Linked DNA regions of Homo sapiens: regions 1 and 3 are each linked to region 2. Evidence: chromatin loops called from intact Hi-C (ENCODE). Cell type or tissue: MCF 10A. All regions are shown on one strand. Each heading gives the region's core, and the rest is flanking DNA. Links, peaks and the distances in the headings are about the cores only. Region 1 overlaps CEP85L (centrosomal protein 85L). Region 2 overlaps CEP85L (centrosomal protein 85L). Region 3 overlaps SLC35F1 (solute carrier family 35 member F1).

The links. Peaks named below come from ENCODE experiments on the same cell type or tissue, not always from the same donor. Only the 100,000 strongest peaks of a DNase experiment are listed, where the experiment ranks them.
Region 1: it touches region 2 in a loop (6-fold over the local background); 5 of 110 quality-filtered maps call a loop at or near these places.
Region 3: a loop joins it to region 2, with 13 times the contacts of the local background. A loop is called at or near these places in 8 of 110 quality-filtered maps.

What each region holds. Positions count from the first base shown.
Region 1 is chr6:118,612,742-118,623,035 of GRCh38, forward strand. The region is part of intron 2 of CEP85L (centrosomal protein 85L); the gene reads right to left. Among named protein-coding and RNA genes, the nearest start is that of CEP85L, 34 kb to the right of the region's middle. In MCF 10A, for the core only: a CTCF peak has its summit at 6,214; a DNase peak (open chromatin) is centred at 6,210.
Region 2 is chr6:118,504,057-118,514,350 of GRCh38, forward strand. CEP85L (centrosomal protein 85L) reads right to left here. Exons shown (of 13, transcript NM_001042475.3): 5 at 7,242-7,359. Among named protein-coding and RNA genes, the nearest start is that of PLN, 39 kb to the right of the region's middle. In MCF 10A, for the core only: a CTCF peak has its summit at 5,133 (motif pointing left); no DNase peak of the experiment used is centred there.
Region 3 is chr6:117,970,470-117,980,763 of GRCh38, forward strand. The region is part of intron 1 of SLC35F1 (solute carrier family 35 member F1); the gene reads left to right. Among named protein-coding and RNA genes, the nearest start is that of SLC35F1, 68 kb to the left of the region's middle. In MCF 10A, for the core only: a CTCF peak has its summit at 5,744 (motif pointing right); a DNase peak (open chromatin) is centred at 5,762.

The sequences.
Region 1 (10,294 bases), core at 1,472-9,471, 110 kb after region 2:
AAGAGTTCAACAGACCCAAAGCAGAAAAAAAGGAAGCAACAAAGAGCAGAAATTGCTGAAATTGAAAACAGAAAACAAATGAGAAAATTAATGTGATCAGGAGATGGTTCTTTGTAGAGATCAGTAAAATCAACAAACTGCTACCAAAACTGAAAAACAAGGCAGGAAGACACAAATTAACAATAACTGAAATGAGGCCAGGTGTGGTGGCTCACACCTGTAATCCCAGCACTTTGGGAGGTCGAGGCGGGCGGATCGCCTGAAGTCAGGAGTTTGAGACCAGCCTGACCAACATGGAGAAATCCCCTCTACTAAAAATACAAAAATTAGCCAGGAGTGGTGGGCCTGTAATCCCAGCTACTCAGGAGGCTGAGGCAAGAGAATCGCTTAACCCGGCGGGCAGAGGTTGCAGTGAGCCGAGATCGCGCCACTGTACTCCAGCCTGGGCAACAAGAGCAAAACTCCGTCTCGAAAAAAAGAAAGAAAAACAATAACTGAAATGAAACAGGAGACATCACCACATAGCCTGCAGACATCTAACAAATAATAAGAGAATGTTATAAACAATTCTACACACATAAACTTGATAATTTAGGTGAAATCAACCACTTCCTCTAAAAAACAAATGCAACGCATCCAATTTGAAACAGATAATTTGAATTACTTTATAACTATTAAGGAAATCGAATTCATAATTTTAAAATTTCAAAAATTAAAAATCTCTGGGCCCACTGGCCAGGTGCAGTGGCTCACGCCTGTAATCCTAGTACTTTGTGGGGCCAAGGCGGGTGGATCACCTGAGGTCAGGAGTTCAAGACCAGCCTGGTCAACATGGCAAAATCCTCTCTCTACTAAAACTACAAAGATTAGCCCGGCGTGGTGGCACACACCTATAATCCCAGCTACTCGGGAGGCTGAGGAAGGAGAATCGCTTGAACCCAGGAGTTGGAGGTTGTGGTGACCCGAGATCGCACCACTGCACTCCAGCCTGGGCAACAAGAGCAAATCTGTGTCTCAAAAAAAAAAAAAAAATTCTGGGCCCAGAGTGTTTCACTGAAAATTCTACCAAATGTATAAAAAAGAATCAGCACCATTCTATACAATCTCTTCCAAAAAATAAGAGAGAACATTTCCCCATTCATTTATAAAGGTATTATAGTATTAACCCTGATATCCAGAGAGTACCTGAGAAAAAAACTACAGGACAATATTCCTTATCGATACACGAAAACAATCCTTAACAAACTATAAACAAAATTCAGCAATATATAAAAAGAATTATATACCATGACCAAGTGGCGCTTATTCCAGGGATAAAAAGTTCGTTAAACATTTTTTAAATCAAGTAATAAAATGCACCACCATATCAACAAACTAAAGAAGAAAATCATAAATCAATTCATTGAGGAAAAAAAATTGACAACATCTAATACCTATTCATGATAAAAACCCTCTGCAAACTAGGAATAAGAAGTGCCCTCAAATTGATAAATGGTATCTACAAAAACCTACAGCTAACAGCTATACTACTGCTACTTAATAGTGAAAAGACTGAATGCTATATCTGTGTAATCAGAAACAAGGCAAGGATATCCACTTCTACTACTCATAAACATTGTGCTAGATTCTTCTAGTCACTGCAGTAAGTCAAGAGAAGAAAACAAAAGGCACACAAATCAGAAAGAAAAAACTCCTTATTTATAGACAATGTGATTGTCTACATTCAAAATTCCAAGGTATCTACCAAAACAAACTCTTAGAACTAATGCGTGAGTTCAGCAAGGTAACAAATACAAGATAAATATACAAAAAGCAAATGTGGCCGGGCGCAGTGGCTCACACCTGTAATCCCAGCACTTTGGGAGGCTGAGGCAGGTGGATCACCTGAGGTCAGGAGTTCAAGGACAGCCTGACCAACATGGAGAAACCCCGTCTCTATTGAAAATAAAAAAATTAGCTGGTGGTGGCACATGCCTGTAATCCCAGCTACTCGGGAGGCTGAGGCAGGAGAATTGCTTGGACCCCGGAGGTGGAGGTTGCAGTGAGCCAAGATCGTGCCATTGCACTCCAGCCTGGGCAACAAGAACAAAACTCCATCATTCATTCATAGACAGACAGACAGACAGATAGATAGATAGATAGATAGATAGATAGATAGATAGATAGATTTTTTTAAAAGCAAATGTATTTCTATATTATAAATGTATTTCTAAACTTATTTCTGTGTTCTATGTCTTAAAACTTGAAAATACAATATAATTTACAATCACTCCAAAAACATAAAATATTAAGTGTAAATCTAACAACATATGCATAGAAAATATTAAAAACTATACAACGCTGATGAGCAAAATAAAAAATCTAAATAAATGAAGAACATACCATGTTCATAGACTGGAAAACTCACCAAGAAAAGATGTTATTTCTCCCCAATCTGATAGCTAAACAACAAAATTCCTATCAAATTCCTAGGAAGACTTTTTTTGTATTCTTTTTTGTGCAAACACAATTTTTAAGAGTTTTACTTACAGTAGCTTGATTATTCTAAGCTTATTTTTCTCTTTCTTCCTTTTTTTAACCAAATACCCAGACTTCAATATTCTAAGCTTATACAGAAAGGAAAAGAAACTAGAAGAGCTAAAACAATTTGAAAAACAAAACAGTACACATAATAACTCTACCCAAAAAGTAAATGGGAAAAAAAAAAACCTCAGTCTATGTCTCACACTGTGCAATAAGGATTAATTAACTCAGCAAAAGTCTGGGTTTCCCACACCGTGCACGTTCCGAGAAAGATTTGGCCCTTGCCCAGCTCCTAGGAAGTAACCTCTAAGCCCTTGGAATGTCCAGCCTAGTAAGAAAGTCTTTCTTTACCTGGGGGTTTTAGGCCACTCCATATAGTCTATGCTAATAATGTGATTAATGGTGGGGGCCTTGGACCAAATGGTATCAGCTTGAGGGCTGCAGACGGAGGTCATCCATGAGGGCAGTCAACCACACCTACATACCGACCTACCAAAAAACCCTGGACACCAGGGCTCAGCTGAGCTTACCCAGTTTTCAATATTCCACATGTTCTCATACATCACTGCTAGAAGAAACAAACTGTGCACATGACTTCGCAGTGATAGAACGACTATAAATTTGGGTCTGGTGTCTCCTGGACCCTGTCCTTTGCTTCTTTTTCCATCACTGATTTAAATCTGTATCCTTTAGCTGTAACAAACCATAGCCGTAAGTATAACAACTTTAAGTTCTGTGATTCTTTATGAGAATCACTGAGTCTAGGAGAAGCCTTGGGGACTCCTAAACACACATATATAAAAAATTAACTCAAAATGGATCACAAATATAATAATAAAATATTTAAGAAAAAAATGAGAAAATATCTTCAAGATGTAGAACCAGGCAAAGAGTTCTTAAACTTGACATAAAAAGCACAAACCATAAAGGGAAAAAACCAGTACAGTGAATTTCAAATTTTAAAACTTGTGCTCTATGAGGCCAGATGTGGTGGGTCATGCCTGTAATCCCAACACTTAGAGAGGCAGAGGCTGGAGGATCACTTGAGCCCAGGAGTTCAAGACCAACCTGGACAACATAATAGGACCCTGTCCTTACAAAAAACAAAAACAAAAACAAAAGCCAGGAATGGTGGTACAAGCCTGTAACCAAAGCTACTTGGGAGGCTGAAGCAGAAGGATCACTTGAGACCATGATAGAAGGATCACAGTGAGCCATGATAGCACAACTGCACGCCAGCCTGGGTGACAGAGTGAGACTATCTTCAAAACAATGAAAAAAAAAAAACAGGGAGTATGGGAGGGAACCTGTGCTCTGTGGCCAGGTATGACGGTATGCACCACTACACTACAGCCTGGGCAACACTGCAGGACCCTGTCTTTAAAAAAAAAAAAAAAAAAGTCCAGGTGCAGTGGCTCATGCCTGTAATCCCAGCACTTTGGGAGGCTGAGGCAGGTGGATCACAAGGTCAGGAGTTCGAGACCAGCCTGGCCAACATGGTGAAACGCTGTCTCTAGTAAAAATACAAAAATTAGCCAGGCGTGGTGGCGTGCACCTGTAATCCCAGCTACTCAGGAGGCTGAGGCAGGAGAATCACTTGAACCCGGGAGGCGGAGCTTGCAGTGAACCATGATAGTGCCACTGCACTCCAGCCTGGGCAAGAGAGCGAGACTCTGTGTCAAAAAAAAAAAAAGGCTGAGGTAGGAGGGGATCACTTGAGCCCAGGAGTTCAAGACCAGCCTGGGCAATGTAGCAAGCTCCAGTCTCTAAAAAATAAAAATAAAAAAAATTTTAAAAATAGTAAAACCTTGCGCTTTGCAGGAGATACAATTAAAAGTGAGAGGTGATGCCAGCTGGGCTTCCTGGGTCGAGTAGGGGCTTGGAAAGCTGTAAAACTCACTCATTTCCTGCATCAGGGATTACTTCGGTTCTGGATAAATAATATTGAGGTATAATATATGCTTAAAATATTCCTAACACCAGGATTTACTTATATGTTTTCTTCCCCAAGAAAGCTATAAACAGCGAGAATTTTAGGTGTAAGTTTTCCTGTGTGCCCTCCCCCGAAACCAGAGTTAAAGAAAAGATTAACTGCCCATTTTTCTGTGATCAGTGGGCCTTATCTATCCTCCCAATTCCTTGTAAACACTGTTTGTAAGTTCTATAAGATCCTGCTTTTTTGCTGTGCAGCTGCAAGGCCATAAATCAGGTAAGCGTAAGTCGCAATTTCAGTTTTTCTCAAAATCTAAAGCATGTCACAAAATAATTTACTGCCTTTGTTTCTCGCTCCTGTACTGGAACATACTTCCCGCCTCACATATCTCCCGCCTTAAAGAGTTTAAAAGGCAATCACCCGAGCTAGCAGTGGCAACCCATTCGGGACCCCTTCCATGCTGTGGAAGCTTTGTACTTTCGCTCTGCTCAATAAAACCTACAGCTCATTCTCTCTCTTGGTCCAAGTATCTGTCACTCGCCATGGTCAGCCGCCACACCAATTCTTTGGCGTGGCTAGGCAAAGAACCTTGGGTGTTACATCTTAGTGAGCCAGCCAGGAGACTCCAGGAAGAGCATCCCAACTGCCACGCAGTGAGTACCCTCGGACCTCTTTTGCTTGCTATTCTGTCCCATCCTTCCTTAGAATTCGGAGGCTAAACACTGGGCACCTGTCAGCCAGTTAAAGGCGATTAGCAAGACCACTGGACTAAAAACACGAGTGTCAGCCTGGGAAAGGGCTCTCTGACAATCCCTGACCCTTTGGAGTTGGGAGCACTGGTTTGCCCGGAACCAGTTTTAAGTCTTTCACTTTCTGTAGTGGTCCCGAAGTACACCCGGGAGTGCTCAGCAAATGTCATGGTCTCCCAGATATCCAGGTTGAGACCATGGCCCCACCAGAGGCTCCCACAGCATGGGTTACTAAGCGTGAGACAGCCACATCTTCTGACTCCTGCGTCCTGGGTTCAAATAACTGCCGGTTAGATTTCTTTCCTCACCTGGTAAGCAAGATTATTCCCACTAGACAGGACCAAGAATCCCTATTTAGGAGACTTAAGTTTTTAAGGTGGTGTTCAGAAGTTCCTTGTTGATGGTGCCCTCTGGAATTTAGGCAGGTGTTGCCATCTGATGGCCACTTTGAAAGGCCAGTTCCCCACCATCGTGTATGGTCTCCCACATCAGGACAATTTGAAGACAGATCTGTAATTTTCATGTGGATGGTAGAGGCCCTAGGACATTTTCTTCATTGTTCCCCAGATGAATTTCCTTTTTTTGGTGCCTCTCAAGTATAATCTGTGGTGTATGGGTACGGCCCTTAGAGCAGTTGAATTGCTTTTTCAACCATTCAATCATGGATATTGGAAGAAAGAAAATATAGTCAATTGAGACACGGGATACTGGTACCACCTTAAGATGGGGGCTTACTCCTTTGATGGAAAGTGGGGACAAAAGGCTAGAGTGCAGCAGTTGTTCTCTCAGCCCTGGCCTAGAGGACATCAACCATCCCCTTTGAGCTTACTAAGCCTCCTGTCACTAATTCAGAGATTCCTCCTTGAAGGGCAGTTTTATGGCCAGGCCCACGTAAATTGGGCCTTGACATGCAAGCATCAGTGGTGCCCCCGACCCAGGCCTTGCCACCCCAGAACAGATAGGACGCGTTGGCAAAGGGACCACAATAAATCCAACAGTCCTCATGCCCCATCTAGTGGTCAATGGGTGCACGGCAGAGGGCAAGGATGATTTCCATTCTGCCGGTAAGCGTGGTTAAATCTGGTAAATGGAAGGCTCAAGGACGATCATGCGCTCCGAGCACAATTGGACTGGACCCTTGGGGGATGCCCTAAGGGGAAGATGAGTCCCTAAGACTAACCAGGGGTGCGGGCATACCTGTGTTTAAAATTCCAGTTGGGCACCACGCCTTCAAAACTGGACACTCCCTTGAGATGTATCCTGAATAACTGGGACAAGTTCGACCCTGAGACCTTAAAAAAGAAGCGACTGATTGTCTTCTGTACCAATGCCTGGCCACAGTACTCCTTACAAAATGGAGAAACTTGGCCCCCTGAGGGAAGTATTAATTATAACACCATTCTACAACTAGATCTTTTCTGTAAACGGGAAGGTAAATGGAGTGAAATCCCTTATGTACAGGCTTTCTTTGCCCTTCGTGACAATACTGCTCTATGCCAAGCCTGCAAGATTTGCCCAAATGACAAAAACCCACAATTGCCTCCATACTCAGGGCCTCCTTCCTTAGCCCCACTCTCTTCCCTCACTGACTCTCCTCCATCCAGCCCCACCAAAGTGTTAGAGGCACACCGAAAAGAAAACGTAAACTCCGCGAACCAGGCGCCCAAACTAAGTCCCTTACAAGCAGTAGGAGGAGAATTTAGGCCCACCCATGTGCATGTCTCTTTCTCACTCTCAGATTTAAAACAAATAAAGGCAGATACAGGGAAATTCTCGGATGATCCCAATAACTATATAGATGTCTTACAAGGGTTAGGACAGTCCTTTGATCTAGCATGGAGGGGCATCATGTTGCTCCTTGATCAGACCTTAAGTCCTACTGAAAAGGAGGGAGCTTTAGCGGCAGCCCAGCAATTTAGGGATTTATGGTATCTCAGCCAGGTAAACAGATCAAATGGCCCCAGAGGAGAAGGAAAAATTCCCCCACAGGGCAACAGGAGGTCACCGCTGTAGACCCTCATTGGGATACTGACTCAGATCATGAAGATTGGAGCCGCAGGCATTTGCTAACTTGTATCTTGGAAGGGTTAAGAAGAAGTAGGAAGAAGCCTATGAACTACTCAATGCTATCCACAATTACACAGGGAAAAGAAGAAAACCCCTCAGCTTTTCTAGAAAGGGTATGGGAGGCTCTAAGAAAGTATACCTCCCTAACTCCGGATTCCCTGGAAGGCCAACTTATTCTAAAGGATAAATTTATCACCCAATCAGCGGCCAATATTAGGAGAAAACTCCAAAAGTCTGCCTTAGGCCCAGAACAAAATTTGGAGGCATTATTAAACCTGGTGACCTTGGTGTTCTATAAAATGGACCGAGAGGAACAGGCCAAAAGGGAAAAGCAAGATAAGAGAAAGACCGCAGCCTTGGTCATGGCTCTCAGACAAGCAAACATTGGAGGTTCAGAAAGGACAAAAAATGGAGCAGGACAATCACCTGGTAGGGCTTGTGATCACTGTGGTTTGCAAAGACACTTTAAAAAAGATTGTCCAACAAAAAACAAACTGCCCCCTTGCCCACGTCCAATATGCCAAGGAAACCATTGGAAGGCATGCTGCCCCAGATGATGAAGGCTCTCTGGGCCAGAAGCCCCCAGCCAGATGATTCAGCAAGAGGACTGAGGGTGCCTGGGGCAAGCGCCAGCTCATATCACCCTCACAGAGCCCCGGGTAAGCTCAACCATTAAGAACCAGGAAATCGATTTCCTCCTGGACACCAGCACGGTCTTCTCAGTGTTAATCTCCTGCCCTAGACAGTTATCCTCAAGATCCATTACCATCCAAGGAATCCTAGGACAGCCTGTAACCAGGTATTTCTCCCACCTCCTCAGCTGCAACTGGGAGACCTTGCTCTTTTCACGTCTTTCTTATCATGCCTGAAAGTCCCACACCCTTATTAAGGAGGGACATATTATCCAAAGCTGGAGCTATTAACTACACGAATACGGGGGACAAATTACCCATTTGTTGTCCCTTACTTGAGGAGGGAATCGACCCTGAAGTCTGGGCAATGGAAGGACAATTCGGTAGGGCAAAAAATGCCTGTCCAGTTCAAATTAGGCTAAAAGACCCCACCACTTTTCCTTATCAAAGGCAATATCCCCTATGGCCTGAAGCTCATAAAGGACCAGAGGATATTATTAGGCATTTAAAAGCTCAAGGCTTAGTGAGAAAATGGGACAGTCCCTGCAACACCCCAATCCTACGAGTACAAAAACCAAATGGTCAGTGGAGACCAGTGCAAGACCTCAGAATCATCAATGAGGCAGTAATTCCTTTATATGCTGCTGTACCCAACCCCTAAGCCCCGCTCTCTCAGATACCAGAGGAAGCAGAACGGTTCACTGTTCTGGACCTCAAGGATGCCTTCTCCTGCATTCCCCAGCACACTGACTCCCAGTTCCTCTTTGCCTTTGAGGATCCTACAGACCACACATCCCGACTTTCGTGGATGGTCCTGCCCCAGGGGTTTAGGGATAGCCCTCATCTGTTTGGTCAGGCACTGGCCCAAGACCTAGGCCAATTCTCAAGTCCAGGCACTCTAGTCCTCCAATACGCAGATGACTTACTTTGGGCTACCAGTTTGGAAGCCTCACATCAACAGACTACTCTAGATCTCTTGAATTTTCTAGCTAATCGAGGGTACAAGGTATTTAAGTCAGAGGCCCAGCTCTGCCAACAACAAATTAAATATCTAGGCTTAAACCTAGCCGAAAGAACTAGGGCCCTCAGCAAAGAACAAATTGAGCCTATACTGGCTTATCCTCGCCCTAAGACATTGAAACAGTTGCAGGGATTCCTTGGAATCGCCGGCTTTTGCCAACTGTGAATCCCTGGATACAGTGAGAAGGCCAAGCCACTCTATATTCTGATAAAGGAGACCCAGAGGGCAAATAACTCATCTAGTAGAATGGGAATCAGAGGCGGAAACAGCCTTCAAAACTTTATAACAGACCCTAGTACATGCTCCAGCCCTAAGCCTTCCCACGGGACAAAATTTATCTTTATATGTCACAGAGAGACCAGGAATAGCTCTTGGAGTTCTAAGTCAGACCCGTGGGATAGCCCTACAACCAGGGGCATACCTAAGTAAGGAAACTAATGTAGTAGCAAAAGGCTGGCCTCACTGTTTATGGGTGGTTGCAGCAGCGGCCATCTTAGTATCAGAGACTATCAAAATAATACAAGGAAAGGATCTCACTGTCTGGACTACTCATGATGTAAGTGGCATATTAAATGCTAAAGGAAGTTTGTGGCTCTCAGATAACCACCTACTCAAATACCAGGCACTAATCCTTGAAGGATCAGTGTTTCAAATATGCACATGTGCAGCCCTCAACTCTGCCACTTTTCTCCCAGAGGATGGGGAGCCAATTGAGCATAACTGCCACCAAATTATTGCCCAGACTTATGCCGCCTGGGAGGATCTCTTAGAAGTTCCTTTAACTAACCCTGACCTTAACCTGTATACTGATAGAAGTTCATTTAGGTACAAAGGGCAGGCTATGCCATAGTTAGCAATGCAACAGTACTTGAGAGTAAGCCTCTTCCCCCAGGGACCAGCACCCAGTTAGCAGAACTCGTGGCACTTACCTGAGCCTTAGAACTGGGAGAAGGAAAAAGAATAAATGTGTATACAGATAGCAGATATGCTTATCTAGTTCTACATGCCCATGCTGCAATATGGAAAGAGAGGGAGTTTATAACCTCTCAGGGGACACCCATTAAGTACCACAAGGAAATCATGAAATTACTGCACGCAGTGCAGAAACCCAAGAAGGCGGCAGTCTTACACTGCCGGGGTCATCAAAAAGATGAAGGAGAAGCAGCAGAAGGAAACTGCCGAGGAGATGCTGAGGCCAAAACTGCTGCTAAGCAGGACTTCCCTTTAGAAGTGCCCATGGAAGGACCCTTAGTATGGAGCAACCCCCTCCAGGAGGTTAAGCCCCAGTATTCCCCAAGCGAAACAGAATGGGGACTCTCATGGGGGCATAGTTTTCTCCCCTCAGGGTGGTTAGCGACAGAAGAGGGAA
Region 2 (10,294 bases), core at 1,629-9,628:
AAAAAAAACCTGTTATCCAAAATGTACAAATAATAGGCCGGGCGCGGTAGCTCACACTTCTAATCACAGCACTTTGGGTGGCCGAGGCAGGCGGATCACTTGAGGCCAGTAGTTCGAGATTGGCCTGGCCAACCTAATGAAACCCTGTCTCTCACTAAAAATACAAAAATTAGCTGGGTGTGGTGGTTTATGCCTGTAGTCCCAGCTACTTAGGAGGCTGAGGCAGGAAAATCGCTTGAACCCAGTATGCGGAGGTTGCAGTGAGCCGAAACCGCATCACTGCACTCCAGCCTCGGCAACAGAGGGAGACTCTGTCTCAAAAAAAGAAAAAAAAAAATCATACCTACATAATGAAGCTTACATTTAAAAAAAAATAATAATACTAGGTCTACAGAACTTCTAGACAGCTGAATATGTGGAAGTTCCCTCCTGAAGGGTGGCACCCCTGGAGATGGCATGGGATCTCCACATTCCTTATCTCATACCTTCCCCTATGCATCTCTTCAATCTGGCTGTTCATCTGTATCTTTTCTAATATCCTTTATAACAAATGGGTTAAGTGTAAGTAAAAAGCTTCTGAGTTTCAGCAAGTTAATCAAACCCAGGGAGGGAGTTATGTGAACTCTGATTTATAGCCAGTTGGTAAGAAGCATTTGGGACTTGAAATTGGCATCTGAAGTGGAGGGCAGTCTTGTGGTAGTGAGTCCTCAGTCTGTGGGTTCTGACGCTATCTCTACACATACAGTGTCAGGATTAAATTAGAAGACAGACACCCAGATGGTGTCTGCTGAAGAATATGCAGAACTGACTGCCTGGTGTGTAGGGAAACAAATACCATACATGTGGTGCAGAAGTACTGTGCTGAGTGGAGAGTAGAGTGGGAAAAATGCATCTTTGGTTTTTCCTATATCACTACAGCGGCTTTACTCATAATTGCCAAAACTTGGAAATTATCAAGATGCCCTTCAGTAGGTGAAGGCTGTGCATGTGTGGGGATATGGAGGATATGGGAAATCTTGGTACTTCCCATTTAATTTTGTAGTCAGCCTAAAACTGCTCTAAAAAATAAAATTCATAAATTTTCAAAAAGTTATCACAGGTGGGGCCAGGCGCGGTGGCTCACACCTGTAATCCCAGCACTTTGGCGGGACTAAGGCAGGCAGATCATGAAGTCAGGAGTTCAAGACCAGCCTGGCCAACATGTTGAAACCCCGTCTCTAATAAAAATACAAAAATTAGCTGTGTGTGGTGACACGCGCCTGTAATCCCAGCTACTCAGGAGGCTGAGGCAGGAGAATTGCTTGAACCCAGGAGGCGGAGGTTGCAGTGAGCCAAGATCACGTCACTGTACTCAAAAAAAAAAAAAAAAAAAAAAAAAAAAAGTTAACACAGATGCTTCTACTATAATACAAATATATGCATTCCTGGAAAACCACTGGAAAATCATGCACTAAACTGTGATATACCCAGAAAGCGGAACATTATTCAGTAATAAAGAAAAATGAACTATCAAGCCATGAAAAGATATAGAGGAAACTTAAATGCATACTACTAAGTGAAAGAAGCCAGTTTAAAAAGAAATGGTTTGAATAGTATGTACTATATGATTCCAATTACATAACATTCTGGGAAAGGCAAAACTATAGAGACCATAACAAGTTCAGTGGTTGCTAGGGGTCCAATGGGTTGAACAGGCAGAGCACAGAAAATTTCTAGGGCAGTGAAACTACTCTGCATGATACGATAATGGTGGATACATGTCATTACTAATTTGTCAAAACCCTTAGATTGCACAACACCAGGAGTGATCCTAATATAAACTATTGGTTTTTGAGTGTTAATGGTGTGTCAATATAGGTTCACTAATTATAAATAATGTACCCTAAGGTACAAAACATTGATAGTGGGGGAGGTTGAGCACGTGTGAAGATATGGAGGATATGGGAGATCTTGGTACTTCCCATTCAATTTTGTAGTAAATGTAAAACTGCTCTAAAAAGTAAAGTTAATAAATTTTTAAAAAGTTAACACAGGTGCTTCTACTATAATGCAATATAGACATTCCTGGAAAATCATGCACTAAAAATAATAGGGCGTATGGAACGAATAGGATTAAAAACACTCAATTCAAACTGATGCAATTTTAACTAGTGCACTAACAAAAACAGTGACTCAGGAGATAACTTGGACAGTCTGAACAGGTGGTCACAGTGATATTTTAAAACCACATACACACACAGTCAAAATGCTGGCGGTACTTTAATTAGAGGTCTGGTGAGTGTTCAGATGATATAGGTGGACTCTGTGATATAGGGCTTGCCGTGCAGGTGGAGTAGGAGGGAGCATAACCTGGCGTGAACTGAAAGTCTATAAAGAAGGAAGTGCACTTCTCAAGGAAGAGCACCCAAAGGGCAGGTACTCTTTTACAATTTTCTTATGTAAGTTGGAAAAAGCTTCTGCTAATGTAGTAGGTAACCCTAAGCCTTTTGCTTTGCTGGCCAAATATTTTAATTTTATTCACCATATTCTAACTCCCCTTGCCTGGGGAGTTGGTGGGGGAAAGCACTTATGAACCAATCTAGAAAACTAAGCAGACATCATTCTCCTATTTACCAATTGTGTATGAGCAAATTTGCACCATAGAAATGTGTTTTGTAGCAAGACAAGCTGTAGTTGAAACTCTATGTGAACTTAATCATATAGAAAAACAAAAATCTGAGGTCAGATGTTTTAATTTCTACATTTAGTAACATCTTTTCAACCTTTATCTGCCTTCTCTGACTTTTATACAACGGTTCCCTTTCTATGGAAAAACACTTGCTTGCTTTCCTTTCTAGAACAACTCCCTCAGGCTCCTTCACAAGTTGTGCTCTTCTGCTACCTTCTAAAATGCTGCTGTTTCCTGTTTCTAGTTCTGGATCCCATTTTCCTCTCATTGCACAAATCCTCCCTTGGAATACCTGATCATGCCCAAGGCTTTAATAACCACCCACCTAGACTGACAACACCTAAATCTCTTATCTCTGGCTCAGACCTGCACCCACAAATATTACCCTCATTCTTCACTCAACCCCAAATTTACAATGTGTAAGTTTAACTCACTATTTTTCTCCTCTAAACAGATCCTTAACATAGTAATCTCTATAAACCAATCAATTGTTGCTGTATGAAATTAGGCAATCATTCTCTCACCACATTAAATATGTCATTAAATCTGGCCCATTTTACCATGGCTTGGTCATACAGATGTTTAATCAACAGTCTTCTTCTCATTCTGACCACTACAGATAAAATTCAAATGTTCACATAACTTTTGGACTATTGAGACAGCTTCCTGACTGGTTTCCCTGCCTCCAATAACATCTACCTTAAATCCAATCTCTATTATGCCATCAGAGTAACCAAACTAGGATACTTTGGAGGTGAAAGATGGCACTATTAATAAATTTATAAGCACAGCAGGCATAAACTGGGCCAGCCCTAAGCAAACCTTTACACCTCAGGTCATTGATATCACTCGGCCCTTGCTTACCTCTTCAACCACATATCTACCACTACCTTTCTCTCACATTACATTTCATCCACACAGAATAATTTGTAGTTTTCCAAATGCATTATATTTCTCATCATTCCTTTAAGCTTCTCCATATGCCATACACTATGCCTCAAAACACTATTCCTTCACCCCCTTCACCTGGCTCAATTCATTTAGTTCATCAGGTTCTCAAACTAGATTATCACTTCCTACAGGAAGCCTGGCCAGGCTTTTGGAAGATTAGCTTCTATGTTCATAGCTGGGGTTCCCACAGCACTTCATACATAAACCCTGTGCGAATCAACACACTGCAACTATCTCTTGTCTGTGTTCTCCATTAGACTACACATTCCTTGAGGGCAAAACCAGCTTCATTCACATTTCTATTGCTACAGCATAAATGGAACCTTATCCATAGTTAAGATAAACAATTTTTAAGGAAATGGATAAATATATTTTTTGGTATACTCTCTCTGTAGGGTTTAAGTTCCATAAAGGCAGAAACCATTCTTTGCTTTTGTGTTCCCAGAATTTAACACATTAGATGTTTAATGTTTTGTTGAGGAGGCTCATTTGCAAAGGTGGGATTCATTTTATTAAATGTTCATTAGTACAGACTTGGTGGTGGAAACAAACCAATTGAAGAAAAAATAGAAAAAAATGATATAAATGGAAAGAAAAAGAATAAAATGGAAAGAAAAGAAATGATGCAACAATGAAACTTAATAATAGTAACTATTATTTGGTTGATCTTTCCAAGGTACACATATATACAGAAAGAAGAGACCTCTTTCTTCTCCAATTTAAGTAAAGAAAAAGGGTCCTTCATATTTGGTTTATTCCACAAAGTCCTGTTAACCACAGATGGAAATTTAGGTATAAATGGAAATACAAACTATTCCTTGGCTCTACCAATCTACCATTAGAACTATCCAGAAAGTTTGGATTTTAGAATAAAGACATGGTTCTCATTCTCTACCTATGAGACTGAGTGATATCTACTTCTAAGGTCATCTTAATTGTAAGGTTAGTCAAATTTTTAATAAGAAAATAGAAGTTACTTATTAAGAGTATGTTTTCCATCTATAAATTCATTTAAAAATGTTACTTTTATTTTACTGACTTATTTACTCTAGAATACACATTAATTTCAATAATTATTATTAAAAGCATAATTTTCTTTGTCTAGTGTCTATAGAATTAGGATGAATATGTTATGGATCAGAAAAATGTACCTATACAAAATGCTATGCATAAAAAATTACATCATTCAAAGATCCAAAGTTAAAAAAATCCTTCGCTAAAGAAATATTTTATTACTCTATCTGCTGTTTCTTCTAACCCTCACCATTTTATTGGCTCTCTGTATCTATCCATTGATAGAAGTTTATCTTATATATTTATCATACCCATTTAGTATTAAGATTTTCCTTGTATTCTCTTTTACAAATTGCTCTCATCTTTTAAAATCAGATTTCTCAATAATATTTCAATTCCTCACATACTTCAAAATCCTACTAATATTTTTAACAACCCCTTTTACATATCCTTCCAAATACTAATATTTTTATTTGTCCTTGCACGCTGGCTTGGAGAGCCCTCTACTGGCCTGATGCTGTGTCAAAAGAACATTTGCTTCATCCTTCAGATACCTATTTTTTACATGCTTTCGATAATATGATAATTATATAATTAAAGCCTTTATTCCGAATGACAGAATGTTAAAGAGAAATTGAACAATTCTACTAAAATGCTGTTACCAAAGCAAGATACACTACTTCCATAGTATAGAAATACCATTTTCAAATAACTGTACATTATTCTCAGTACTCATTATAAAGCCTTGCTATCATGTGACAGAAGTCCAAGATGAGACCAAATTATAACATGATGTATTCATAACTAAAGTATAAAAGGCAAGTTGGAGTCTCTATGTTAAATGCCTCTGGCCTCAAGAAAATCTGATAGTTATTTTCTCATCAATATTTCCTGATTTTAATATACCAATGTCTCTAGTATTTATAAATATCACATTTGAAGATATGATGAAGGAAACAATTCCACTTAACTTAAAATCTAGGAATAAAGGCCGTAATGAAGAGAACAACAATAACAACATCCACAAATAGAAGTATATACCACCACAAAGTTATCAGGCCTCACTTTAGATCCCAATAAGTACGCCAACAGTCTTTTTCTTTGGGAAATAAACCAATATAAAGTTTATATAAAAATAAACATGCAAACAAGTTTTAAAGGAAGCTCTTTTTAAAACTGAGTAATAATTAAGGAAAGTAGCCATTCCAGTCATATAAATTTTGTTAACGGGCCTCATAGACTCTATATCTGTGTTCCAATTAGACTATACTCTCCTTATGGGCAAAATTAACCTCATTTACATTTCTATTCATATGGCGTAGACACTGTCTTACCTACAGTGAATACAAATAAATTTAGAAGGAATAGACAAACTTGTTTTCCTATATGGTCTCTCCCTCTGTAAGTTTTGAGATCCATGAAAGCAGGAACTATTTTTCACTTTTGTGACATCAGAATTTAACACAGTGGATGTTATGTCACTGTTTGGTTAAATAGGCTCATTTGTAAAGGTGAGATTCATTTATAAAATACTCATTAGAATCAGACCTCATTGTAGAAAAAATTACATAGAGGAAAAGGAAATAATAATATAAACAAAATATTGAGACAAAATTGGAAAATTTATTTTCAAATTAAATTATAGACAAAAAGCTAATTTCCTTTATATATACAGGGCTCCAAAAAACAATAAGCAAAAACCTACAACCTAACATAAAAAATGATCAAAGGATATGAAAAGAAATGTGAATGGGCCCTTAAATTTATAAAAAGAAATATAACATCACTCTTAAGAGAAATACATATTAAAACCATATGACCATAAGGAGATAAATCTCCCCTTTCTTTTATATAGACCTACTAGAAGGGCAAAAATCCAAGTTTAATAACACACTCTGTTAGCATGGCTGGGAGTTGGGGAGTGGGACGGTGAGAGTTCTTATACACTGCTCTCCTAAAGAGCAATTTGACAGTATCAGTAAAAATCACAAACTCAATACCTAGAAATTTCACTTCTGGAAATGTAACTTACAAGAATATCTGCATATGAGCAAAACAGTATTTATAAAAGGTTATTCTTTACAGCATCATTTACAATAACCCTAAACTGAAAACAACTCAAATTTTGATGAGTAGGGGGCAGGTAGAATAAATTATGCTATCTCCATAAAACAGAAGATCGTGTAACTGCAAAAGCAAGGGAAAGGGGTGTTATCTAGGTAATGATAGAGAAATAATCACTGTGTGTTATATAATTGTATATAACATTTAAAAAAAAGCAAGGTGCCAGATAATGTACATATTCTTATATTTTTTTAAATGCAGAAGAAGGATAAAACACACTTATATCTGCTTGTGATATGCATCAACTCTGGAAGGGATACACCAGAAACTGACAACAGTAGTTCCTGTATGTGTGTGGAGAGGGGTGTGCAATCTGGACAGATGGAAGGCTGTAGTTGGACACTCTTTGCCACACATATAAATAAATATAAATCATGTGAATACATTATTAAGTTGATTTAAAATGTCCTTATATTACAAGGTAAGTATATTATTAACACAAGCTTTACTACTAAAACAGCTACAAAATCCTCTGTAATCTTACCTGCAAACTAGCCACATAAGAATCCTCACAATTTACATAATGTCCTAACATGGCATGTTGAGCCCGTAATTCATTATCCCTTATCCTCTCATGCAGGTGGGTAATTTGTTGCTTCTGCCTGCAAAACATAAATTAAGGTCACATTATGAGTTATAATTTTCTAATAGTTAGAAGAACCTTAAGGAGCTTATTCCTCTTAGATTCCTTTAATATTCCTCTTAGATTCTAACAGTCACACCTTGCTTTCTTCAACAACTCATAGCTTGCTTTAAGCAAGTTATTTAATTTCTGTAAATATGTATGCTTAGAAATTTTAAAACTGTTTTGTGCCAGGCATGATGCTAAGAGCTTTGTATGCAGTATCTCTCATCTTCAAAAATTTATTAACTCTCATGATGAAGTTTTGAAGGAGAGAGCTTTTAAAGAATAATAAAGATAGTATGAGTAAACAAATAGCTTGATGTTTTCCAAAATTACTTACAAAGTAACTTTTGGAACAAGTAAGTTGTATGTTTCAGGTTGCATCAAAAGACCTTGTTCTACTCAGGATGATTTCTAAAATTTGCTAACCTTTAAGAAAATCCACATATAAAACATTAAATAGGAGATAAGTCAGGAGAGATTCGTCATATAACACTTTTCAAATAATTTAAAGCTTTACAAGAAAGAAAAAAAAAAAAACCCTTCCTTTTCCAGCCAAGGTGCAGTAGCAGGCAGGGACTAGTTTTGCCCTCATGCCTGAAACAATTTTTTAAAAAAGACAAAATATAGGAAGTGAAGACTCTCAAGGCATTGGGCCACCAGGCAATTAAGAACAGTAATCTCTTAGAGATAGGTAACTAATGAGGTGGGCCCTATGACTGACTGCACTTCCTGCTGAGAGAGTTTTCAAGCCCCAGCACAGGAATGGTGGTCTCCCTGAATTGAAGACACAAAGCTGAGAATCTGGAGAAACCAAGGCAGCTGTAGTTAGTTCACAGTACTCGATAACCCTTGGGCACTCGGTTGAATACTAATTAATACAGGCATGAGGAAGCTACCGACGGTGTGTGTAGAGTGGAAGGGCAACCAAAAAAAATATTACAGGGAACAGTGCTTCAGGGTGCCTTGGAATTACTGGCTATTCCCAACTGCCAGAATAAAAAGCTTCATGATTCCCAGGGCATCAGCAATTCTCAACTGGGGACAGTTTTGAAACCAGTTAACATTTAGCAACATCCAGAGACATTTTCAATTTTCACAACTGGGGCAGAATGTTACTGGCATCTAGTGAGCAGAAGCCAGAGATGCTACTAAATGTCTACAATGAACAGGATAGCCACCCTCAATAGTGAATTATCTGATCCAAAAAAAATCAACAGTGCTGAGGCTGAGAAACCCAGGGTTTGTAAGATGAGTCTTGTCTCAGTGGGGAAAAAATAACCCTTGATAAAACAGCTCTAATGCCACCTAACAAAACTTAAAAGCAAGTACAAAAACTGCTTCCTAGAATAAAGTTCAGGAATACAAAAATGTAATATCAAAAACAAGTTAAAATTCATAATGCCTGGCATCAAAAAATTATTGGGAGTACAAAAAAAGCAGAAAAAATGTAACTCATAATAATAAGAAAATCCAATCAACTGAAAGTGAGCTAGAACTGACAGAGATGTTAAAATAGACAAGGATAGTAAATCAGTTATTATAACTATTCATATGCTTAAGTTAGAAGAATGAACGAACATGTTAAGAGGAGACATACATGACAAACAACACACTGAATGGTGATTAAAACATTAGACATTACAGCACAAAAGTACAGTAAATTTAAAAACAGCAATAGAAACTATCTAAAAAGAAACACTAGAGAAAAAAGGACAAAGAAATAAAACAAAAAAGCTCATAGTATCAGTGAGCCGCGAGATTATAAGAGGCCAAATACATGTACAATTGGAATCTCTAAAGAGGAGGTAAGAAGGTGGCAGGGGGTGGGAGTAGGGGACAGAAAAAAAATATTTGTGTATAACAGGCCAAAATTTTACCAAATCTGATGAGAACTATACACCCATAGGTTCAGGAAGCCCAGTGAACCCCAAATAAAAGTAACATGAAGAAATCTAAGACAAGGTACATCTAAATCAAATAGATTACAGTGATAAAATCTTAATAGCAACCAGAGGGAAAAAAGATAAATCCATTCAAGGAGACAAAGATGAAGAGGATGGCAAATTTCTCAACTGAAATAATGCAATCAATAAGACAATGAAGTACTTTAAGTACTAAAATTTAAAAGCTCTCAACCTAAAATTTTTGACATGAGAAAAAATTTGAAAACAACACAAAAAGCATACAAAAAAAACCTGTTAACCTATAATACTTCACCCACAGAAAATATTTTTTTAAAGGTTAAATAAAGATCTTTTTTGGAAACTTAAAAGCTGAAAGAATTGATCACCCCAGACTTCAACTACAAAAAAAATGATAAAGGAACACCTTGAGGTAAAAGAACAATATACCAGATGAAAACCTGAATTTACACAAAAGAAAGAAGAATACCAGAAATGATAAACACATGGGCAAATAAATACATAAGATATTTTTCTTATTATTTAAATCTCATTAAAAGATCATAAATTGTTTGAGGCAAAAAAAAATTTATATCCACGTTGTATAACCTTTGTAGATGTAGAATGTATGACAAAACAGCTCAAAGGCTAGAAGAGAAAAAAATGGAACTATGCTTTATAAGATTCTTACATTATACATAAAATAGTATAGTATTACTTGAAGATAGACTGCTATACTTTAAAATATATTATAAACTCTAAAGCAATCATTATAACAATAGAGGTATAGCTAACATGCCAATAAAGAGATAACAGGAATTGTAAAAAAATATTCAACTAATTCAAGAGAAGGCAAAGGGGAACAAAGATCAGATGGGACAATAAGAAAACAAATAGCAATGCCAGGCACAGTGGCTCACATCTGTAATCCTAGCACTTTGGGAGGCTGAGGCAGGTGGATCACTTGAGGTCCGGAGTTCAAGACCAGCCTGGCCAGCATGGTGAAAC
Region 3 (10,294 bases), core at 1,589-9,588, 530 kb before region 2:
CTTTTTCTACAGATTTTCCTTGTCAGCTCCTTGTGGACTGGGGAGGTGGACCACAACCACCACTACCTGGTGCCACCTGAGAGCCACTGTATTAGTCAATTTTCATACTACTATGAAGAAATATCCGAGACTGGGTAATTTATAAAGAAAAGGAGGTTTAATGGACTCACAGTTCCACATGGCTGGAGAGGCCTCACAATCATGGCAAAAGGAGAAGGAGGAGCAAAGGCATGTCTTACATGGTGGTGGGCAGCAGAATGTTCAGGGGAACTGCCCTTTATAAAACCATCAGATCTTGTGAGACTTATTCACTGTCACAAGAACAGCATGGGGAAGACTCGCCCCTATGTTTCAATTAGTTCCTACTGGGTCCCTTTCACGACATGTAGGGATTATGGGAACTACAACTCAAGATTAGATTTTGGTGGGGACACAGCCAAATCTTATTATTCTGCTTCTGCTCCCTCCCAAATCTCATGTCCTCACATTTCAGAACACAACCATGCCTTCTCAATAGTCTCCCAAAGTATTAACTTATTCCATCATTAATCCAAAAGTCCAATTCCAAAACCTTATCTGAGATAAGGCAAGTACCCTCCACCTACGCGCCTGTAAAATCAAAAGCAAGTTAGTTACTTCCTAGATACAATGGAGGTACAGGCATTGGGTAAATACACCCATTCCAAGTGGGAGAAATTGGCCAAAACAAAGGGGCTACAGGCCTCGTGCAAGTCCGAAATCCAATAGGGCAGTCATTAAACCTTCAAGTTCCAAAATAATCTCATTTGACTCCATGTCTCATATCCAGGTCATGCTGATGCAAGAGGTGGGTTCCCATGGCCTTGGGCAGCTCTGCCCTTGTGGCTTTGCAGGGTACAGCCCCCCTCCCAGCTGCTTTCACAGGCTGTTGTTGAGTGTCTGTGGCCTTTCCAGGTGCACAGTGCAAGCTGTCACTGGATCACAGTTCTGGCATCTGGAGGATGGTGGCTCTCTTCTCACAGCTCCACTAAGCAGTGCCCCAGTAGGGACTCTGTGTGGGGACTCCAACCCAACATTTCCCTTCTGCACTGCCCTAGCAGAGGCTCTCCATGAGGGGTCCACCCCTGCAGTAAGCTTCTGCCTGGACATCCAGTCATTTCCATACATCCTCTGAAATCTAAGTGAAGGTTCCCAAACCTCAGTTCTTGACTTGTATGCACCTGCAGGCCCAATGCCACATGTAAACCACCAAGGCTTGGAGCTTGCACCCTCTGAAGCAACAGCCTGACCTGTACATTGGCCCCTTTTAGCCCTGGCTAGAGCTATAGCAGCTGGGACACAGGGCACCATGTCTGGGGCTACATAGAGGACAGGGGCCCTGGGCCTGGCCCAGGAAACCATTTTTCCCTCCTAGGCCTCCAGGCCTGTGATGGATGGAAGGGCTTGCTGTGAAGGTCTCTGATATGCCCTGGAGACATTTTCCCTATTGTCTTGGTGATTAACATTTGGCTCTTCATTACTTTTGCAAATTTCTCCAGCTGGCTTGAATTTCTCCCCAGAAAAAGGGTTTTTCTTTTATATCATCATCAGGGTGCAAATTTTCCAAACTTTCATGCTCTGCTTCCTTTTGAATACTTTGCTGCTTAGAAATTTCTTCTGCCAGATACTTTAAGTCATCCCTCTCAAGTTTGAGTTTTCACAGATCTCTAAGGTAGGGTCAAAATGCCACCAGTCTCTTTGCATTGCAAGAGTGAGCTTTACTCTAGTTCCCAACAAACTCCACATCTCCTTATGAGACCACCTCAGCCTGGACTTGATTGTCCATATCACTATCAGCATTTTGGTCAAAGCCATTCAACAAGTCTCTAGGAAGTTCCAAATTTTCCCACATTTTCTTTTGTTTTTCTGAGCCCTCCAAGTGGTTACAACCTCTGCCTGTTACCCATTTCCAAAGTTACTTCTGCATTTTTGGGTATGTTTACAGCAGTGCCCCCACTCTGCAGTACCAATTTACCATATTAGTCTGTTCTCATGCTGCTAATAAAGACATACCTAAGACTGGGTTATTTATAAAGAAAAAGAGATTTAATGGACTCACAGTTCCACATAGCTAGGGAGGCCTCACAATCATGGCAGAAGGCGAAGGAGGAGCAAAGACACATCTTACATGGTGGCAGGCAAGAGCGTGTACAGGGGAACTGCCCTTTATAAAACCATCAGATCTCATAAGACTTATTCACTATCACAAGAACAGCATGGGAAAAACCTGCCCCCATGAGTCAGTTACCTCCCACTGGGTCCCTCCCATGACATGTGAGGATTATGGAAACTACAATTCAAGATGAAGTTTGGGTGGGGACACAGCCAAATCATATCAGCCACCCATACCTAGATCCCCATTATAAAATTAGGGATACTTCTGTTTTTCTTCATAGGCAAGTACCTAGATGCTACAATTTAATAAGTTTACAAGCATTATGATAAATGTTAAAATTGTGGAATTTTAAAAAATACAGTTGGATGAAAGAGTTTGGCTGGTGTTTTATCTGTTACAGTATCTGTTAGGACTACTATAACAAAATCCCACAGACTAGGAGGCTTAAACAATAGAAATTTATTTTTTTCACAATATCTCACAGGAGGCTGGAAGTCCAAGATCAAGGTGTCAGTGGCAGGTTTGGTATCTTCCAAAGCCTCTCTCCTTGGCTTGCAGATGGCCACCTTCTTGCTGTGCTTTCACATGGCTTTTTCTCTGTACCTATGTGTCCCTAGTCTCTCTCTTCTTATAAAGACAGCAGTCCTGTTGGATGACGGTCCACCCACATGACCTCATTTTACCTTCTTTAAAGTCCTTATCTCCTAGTACAGTCTCATCCTGAAGTGAACTGGGGGTTAGGACTTCAACATATGGATTTGGGGTTGTAAGGGGACAAAGGACATAATGACTGATTTATGTATTTATTTACTCATCTATTTACCTAAAAATAAGTGTTACTGAAGGTTCGTAGACATTTTTCCTGAGAGCTGGTTTGATGATGATATGCTTTCTGGGTCTCTCCACATTGCAAGGTCAAAACTTGTTTTTAAATTTATTATTATTTTGTTTATTTATTTATTTAATTTTTAATATATATTTTTTTGAGACAAGGTCTTGCTCTGTTGCCCAGGCTGGAATGCAGTCATGCTCATTGCAGCCTAGAACTCCTAGGCTGAAGAGACCCTCCTGCCTCAGCCTTCCCAGTACCTGGGAATATAATCTTGTACCACCATGCCCAGCTGGTCAAAACTTGTTTTATAGAAACTATACTTTAGGATTATGGGTAATATTAGGGCCATTTCTTCACAACTTTTATAACTGTGAATAAGTGAAGGATGACCAGAAGTACCTATCAATTAATTTTTTAGTCCAATAGTCAGAATCCAGGAATTAACAGTAAACTCAAAGTTATGGTTTCTTCCAGCTCTGCCAAGGTAAACTACATCCAGTGAATCTTGACATTGCTTTGGGTTTAGCTCTGTTACATGCAGCTGGTATGCATATCCAGGCCCAGTACCCTGCTGGATGGTGCCAGTTTTACTGGGGAGGTTATATGCAGAGATTCTGCTGGTTTGAATCCTGGCTCTGCCACTTGTCAGCTCTTTGGACAAATTGTTTAATCTCTCTATGCCCCAGTTTCCTCATCCATGAAATAGGAATAATAATAATACATAGGGTTCTTGTTAGAAATAAATTAGTTATGCCATTAAGCACTTAGTACAAGGTCTAGCACTTAGCATATACTTAATCAGTGTTAGGTCTTACTATTTAGGAGCAGGGCATATATGGTTTTAGTCTGAAAAGATACCATTTTATTTCCCCAGACTAGCAATGTTCCAAACATAGCTGTATTTTCACATGATAGATACTCAGTAAATTTTTATTGAATGGATGAATGAATGATATTTGAAAATTTCTTATTCTGCACTGAAGTGAAATTTAATTTGGATTTTGAGTAGCATAAAGTCAAAAATGCCTTTGAACTCTGGAGCACAGCAGGAGGTTGCTTTGATTCTGAAAATCTGGAAAGATTTTTTGGAGTGTCTGAGCTCAACATTAATATAACTTTTTAATGCTGAATCAAAATAAGAGATCTGTGACAGCTATTCTTAAGAATTTTGGTCTAGGACTCATTTACACTCTTTAAAATTATTAAAGACCCAAAGAGCTTTGGTTTCTGTGGGATTATCTCAATTTATATTCATTACATTATAAATTAAAATAGAGGAATTTAAAAATATTTATGACATGTCCAAAGAACAAAAGTAAGCCCATGTGGGTTAATCTAAATAATGCTTTTTAAATTGTGTTTTCCAAAATAAAACAGAAAGTGAGAAGAGTAGCATTGTTTTACATTTTTGCAAATCTCTTTAATGTCTGACTTAATAGAAGACAAGTGGACTCACATATCTGCTTCTGCATCAATCTGTTGCAAAACTTGCATTGTATACTTGTAGGAGAATGAGAGTGATAAAGGCAAATAATGTGTTAGTATGATTATGAAAGTAGTTTTGAAGGTTTGGACTTCTTGAAAGGATCTTAGGGATTTCCCACACCACACTTGGAGAGCCACTGATGTAAGTCAAGTCCATTAGGAATCCATAGCCTCTGAGTTTTGCAATCTCCATTTATCAGCACTAATGAGCTGAACAGATGGAAATGTTTACTTCCTTCCATTGATGTTTAGAAACAAGTTGACTAAAATGATTTTCCAATGTCATTCACTCACCCTTCAGTGCTAATGCCCATCCTCAAATAAATGAGAACATTAAATAGCTAGAAAAAAAGTTTGTTGAAGTTATTTGACAAAAATAAAGAAATTTTGATTAGAGTTAACTGCATTATAAATGCTTAAAGACAATGTGTGGCCTTTCTCAAATTTAGAGTCCGCTAACTGGGAATGCCAATTAAGCTTTGACCTGGGATTGGCTGGCAGCATCCCAGGAAAAGTCTGGCAGTGTTGTTGAAGAATACTATAGGACCTAATGCCTTGAAAATTTTTTTTCATTTTAGTATGATCTCCCTCCCACTTTGATGTTTTAGAATTAATTGTGTATCTTAACCTGTCAATCAGATGTGAAATTACTATAGTAAGGTGTAATTTTAAAAACTCCCAGATTAGAGTGATAGGAGATGTGATTCTCTTATTTATTTATTTATTTTTGTAGACGGGAATCTACTAACCTATGTAAAAGGGAACTTATTCTGTTCTACAAGTGCTCTGTGCTATGCTGAAGTTGTAGTCTGTATTCTAAATAATCTCCAATTTTATTTTGTTCCTGCGCTAACAAGTTGTTTTCATCATTTTTATTTTTCAAGAAATGATTTATGACTCTTTAAGAATTTAGAAAAGTTACTATCTTCTATCATTTCTGAAAGACTTGATCCCTCTTCTGGAAATTCTGCTTTTTACATGTGAGCACAGTACATCGTACTCGCCAAAAGGTAGATTATCACGTCCTCCACTGTGATAACTTCCCACGCAGTGGCAGTAGTACAGAACATTCACGTTGCCTCTCATGAATTTTAAGACAAGCTGTAAATCTATTGAATGTCAGGCACTTTCCCATACAAATGCATTGTATGTTGAAAATCTAAATAATCAGGAATTCTGAGATGATTTTACTTTAAGGAGTGTGATCTTCTTTGTCTAGTGAGCACAATTCTTTGTCTTCCCTCATGGTGAAATAACTGAAGTCCCTTTCAGCTTCAAATGTATTTTAAGGTTTTCATCTCATGCTCACAAGAGGGCGCTAATTCCTATTCATGCCTATAGTGGCAACAAGACATTTACTCAAATCTCTCACCTCCAAGGTAAACCGGAGAAACCCTGGCTGAAAGAAAACTGCTAATTGGCTTTCTTCCTTTTTAGAAGAGTAATTTCAAATTTTACAAATTTTAGGTTGTAAGAAAACAAATAACATAGTTGGATTATGTGGCAAACTCAGTTTTAAGGGAGGAAAATTTGATTTGGGGAGCAAAGATTTTGTTCTTTGTTCAGTTTAATTCCTGTTTATTTTTTACTGTATTATTTAGATGATAAATAAAGAGTTGCAGTACACAAGGTAATCATTAAATATGTAAATATAAATGTTTAAATAAATACCAAGGTATTTATTTATTGCCTTGTACAGGTCTAAGCCTATGCATATTCTTAGATTAATCTATGTTGCTATTTTCCTTGCTATAATAAAAAAAAAGTTCTTTAGCTAAATCTAGTTCTGCTCATTTTCTCCCCTGATTTCAAAAGTAGTACACATTTATTGCAGAATCCTCAGAAAACACAGGCAAAGTATTTAAAGGAAAACAATAATTGCTCCATAATCCTATAAATCATTTAATCACAGTTAACGTTGGGGCATATTTTCTTCCACTGTTTTCATGTATAATTGTAATCATGCTGTATATAGACAGATAAATATAGTTTTGTGTGCTACTTTGAAAATCTTAATATTATATCAATCAAGGATCATTTAAATTAAATTGTTTTAACTGCAATTTTAATGACTGTCCAGTATTCAATTTTAACTATTCTTTTATTAATGAACATTTATACATTTATATGCTTTTCCATTTTCTACACTATTATAAATAAGTGTGATGAATATCTTTGTAAGTCTTTGATGATACATGTGATGATTTCCTTAGGACAGATTCCTAGAAGTGGAATTCCTGGATGAAAGAACATGATTTTTCTTTTTCTTTTTCTTTCTTTCTTTTTTTTTTTTTGAGACGGAGTCTCTCTCCCTCACCCAGGCTGGAGTGCAATGGTGCGATCTCGGCCCACTGCAACCTCTGCCTCCCGGGTTCAAGCGATTCTCCTGCCTCAGCCTCCCAAGGCTTTTGACATATACTGCTGAACTACTTTCTAGAAAGGTTTTTTAAAACCAATTTATACACTAGGAAGGTGTTTGATGCTCACTACCTTAATTAGTGCTAAATATTTTAATTTAAAAAATAGCTAATTTGATACATGAAAATGTTAGCTAAGTATTGATATAATAAGGATTTTTTTGATTCCTAGGGAAGTTAGCTATTTTCTGTGTTCATTGTCCATTTTTTTTCCTTTTTTATAAATTATCTTCTCATGACTTTTTTCCATTTTCCTATGTGGTGTAAAAGATTTTATCTTCTAAAATGAGCTCTTAATAGTGTAAGACTAATATATCTCCATCTGCTATATCTGGGGTATTTCTAGGTTTGTAGTTTGCCATTTACTTGTCTATGGTTTTAAAAATATATGCATTTGAGCAATTTTAAGTTTTTATGTATTTAAATCTATTAAATACTTTTGTGGTTTTGGTCATTGATTTTTCTTTTAATGCATAGGATATTGAGGTAATTCTTTATCAAAATTTTTTAATGATAGGGAAAGATTTTCAGAGGCAGAGGCTTAAATTTTAGCTTCATTTAGTAATGGATTTCCAGAAGAAACAAGCAGTTGGAATAATAAATATTAAGATGAAAAATTATTTTTATGTTAATTTGGGAGTAGATTTAGTTTTTACTTGAATTTTAGGAAGATTGTGCTTCATATTGTACCAAAGTCTTTTCTGATAAACTAATACAAGTATTTATTACAGTCATTTTTTTCAGAGTAAATTATTTTATTTCTTCAGATGTGTTTATCTGAACTGAATTTGATTTCCTCTGCTATTGGACCTATCTTCTCCCTCCAAAGCAGTAAAGTGGTGCCTGATTTTTTCATGCTTTAGAAATGTCCAATAACAGAAATAAGGGCCTATTTTCTCTTTGGTTCCACTTTGAAAGAATATTCCTATGGAAAATAACTCTTCCCCCTCCCCTGGCCCCCACCCTCTCCAGTTTGCAAAGAAAATAAATCTTACCAGATTACCAGTTGTATGGAGTCTGTCACAGAGTCCAGGTCCCCTTTACCACATTTACTTAGTGTTTTTCTTCAGGCTGGATTAGTCGTTCCCTTTTTTGTGGACACCAACACCGTGTCCCTCCCCTTCCTTACATCTTCATCATAATGAGCAACAAGCCATGTGGTCTTAAGTGCTGTTTATCTTCAATACACAGTTACTCACTACAAAAACTTTACTTTTCCCTTCACGTTATTTTCTTCACTGGCCCTTTCCTTTGACTCCTAGCTTGCTTCAGACCTAAGTCAGCTTTCCTCTGGCAGAAACCCTGGTTCCCATTCTGTCTCACTTACACTGTCATTCCCTAGTCTCTCTCTTTGTCTCATTTAAGGCTACCTTGAGCCCCATTTCCTCATCTAGAGTTGTCAGATTTAGCAAATAAAAATACAGGACACCCACTGAATTTGAATTTCAGATACACAAAGAATAATATTTCTGTATAAGCCTGTCCCATTACTTACACTCCAAAATTATTCTTCATGTGTCTGAAATTCCAGTTTAATAAGACATCCCATGTTTTATGTGACAACCCTGCCCTCATCCTGTGGCTCATTTCATGGCTCTTGTTACTTTCCTTTGGGGGCATGTGGAGCTTGCTCTGGTAGCCACAACTCTTGCCTGAACTCTCAATCTGGTCCCTGTCAGGCTTGACCTGTTCCCCGCATGCCTAGTGTTATTAATTCTTTTACACAATGTGAATCCATTTTTCAGCTTAGCCTGTACTACTGTCTGACTCATTTATATGTTAGTAGATGCCTTTGTGGTCAGTTTAGATGGAAAGCTAGCGAAGAGCAGCTCCCCACCACATCCCCCAAACTTACACCTTGCTTGGACATCACCTCCTGTGTCAAAAAAGCTTCAGTTAATTATAATTCCCAAAGTTGGTGGTGGAACAGGGCTCAGGTTGGAGAGCTTTTCTTTGTACAGTCCATAATATCACAACCCTCCGTTACCCCATTGGAAGATTTTCTTATGAGTCAGAGGCTAGTTTCTGGTCCCTTGAATACTGTTAAGATTTAACTGTGGTGTAAAGCAAATATCAGCAGGTATAGCTTAAGGATTGGTTTTGCCTCACGATGTTTTTCCTTTTTCCAACAGAAGTAGACTTCAGATACATTCATTTTACCTAACCTGCATCTAGAAAATATTAATAGTGCTTTTTATTTCACTAACACAGCTTGCTCTCTAGTAATCAGCATACTGGTATGTTCCCAATCCTGCTGTGTTCTGCCTTTACATCAAAAAGAGAAAATCTTGCTTAAAACACTCTTCTTAAAGCACAGAGAGTTAAAATTTTATAATTATGTCTTTCTTTTCTTCTCTGTGGCTCTTAGTCCAAAGTCATGTAAGAGGGTCTGTTGTAGGAGAAAAGAGAAAATCCAGTTCTGCTTCCATAGGATGTGCTGCGCGATCATCAATGTCATTGTTCCTTAACTTGTATCCATGGGATCCAGCTGATGATGTTTTCAATATTGGAGCCTTTTGTTTCCCAGCATGATGGGATGATGGAGCACTTTGTACATCTCATCAGGAGTATCTGATTCATGTTTCTCCTAACTGTGCCAGCAAGAATTACTTATCAGAATTTTTTTCCCTTTACTGTAGTAAAAAGTTGCTGTTAGCACAGTTGTGAAATTTCTTCTACCCGTGTTGAGTTTGAGGCCTCTGATTCTTTTTACTCATCGAATGGGTTTCTGTTTTATATGTTTATGGTAACCATGGAACCTTGTCTAGAGCCTCATGTGTAAGATTGCAGACTCTGTTTGTGAGGTGTTCTCAACATCGTTGATTTTGAGACAATGTGTGAGGGGGGAAACTTCAGAAATCTACATAAGTAAACCTCCCACTGAGGTTTGGGTGATCAGATGGGCTAGACCTCCAAAACCTCTGCTAAATCTGGGATTCCAGGATGCACATCATTAAAGAAATGTAAGGGGTGGCAGGAGGTACAAGCACCCTTGATTGTCTTTGAAGAAAGCCTAATTATTCCCATTTCACAAAGCCCCTGATTACATTGTAGAATTACAAGAATTAGGTTGAACATCCAGTTCTAATGTTGTATATGTTGAGGTGCCTGACTAATTCAAAATACATTTCATTGGAGGATATTACAATTTCTAGAAATGTTACTGGATATAAGATAAAGAGAAAATGGAACAGAAAGGAGTTTCTGTTTTCATTCTCATTTATCAGACAATTATTAGTACCCTATATCCTTGGCACTGTGTTGGCTGTTGGGCTTATAAGGTCTCTGACTTTAGGGAGCTCAAATTTTAAAGTGAATATACACATGAAATAAGTAATCAGAGTACACTGTAGTAAAGACTAACTAGAAATATTTATAAAGTGTCATATGATTACTGAAGAGTCTGTGAAAGAGAATCAATTTTGT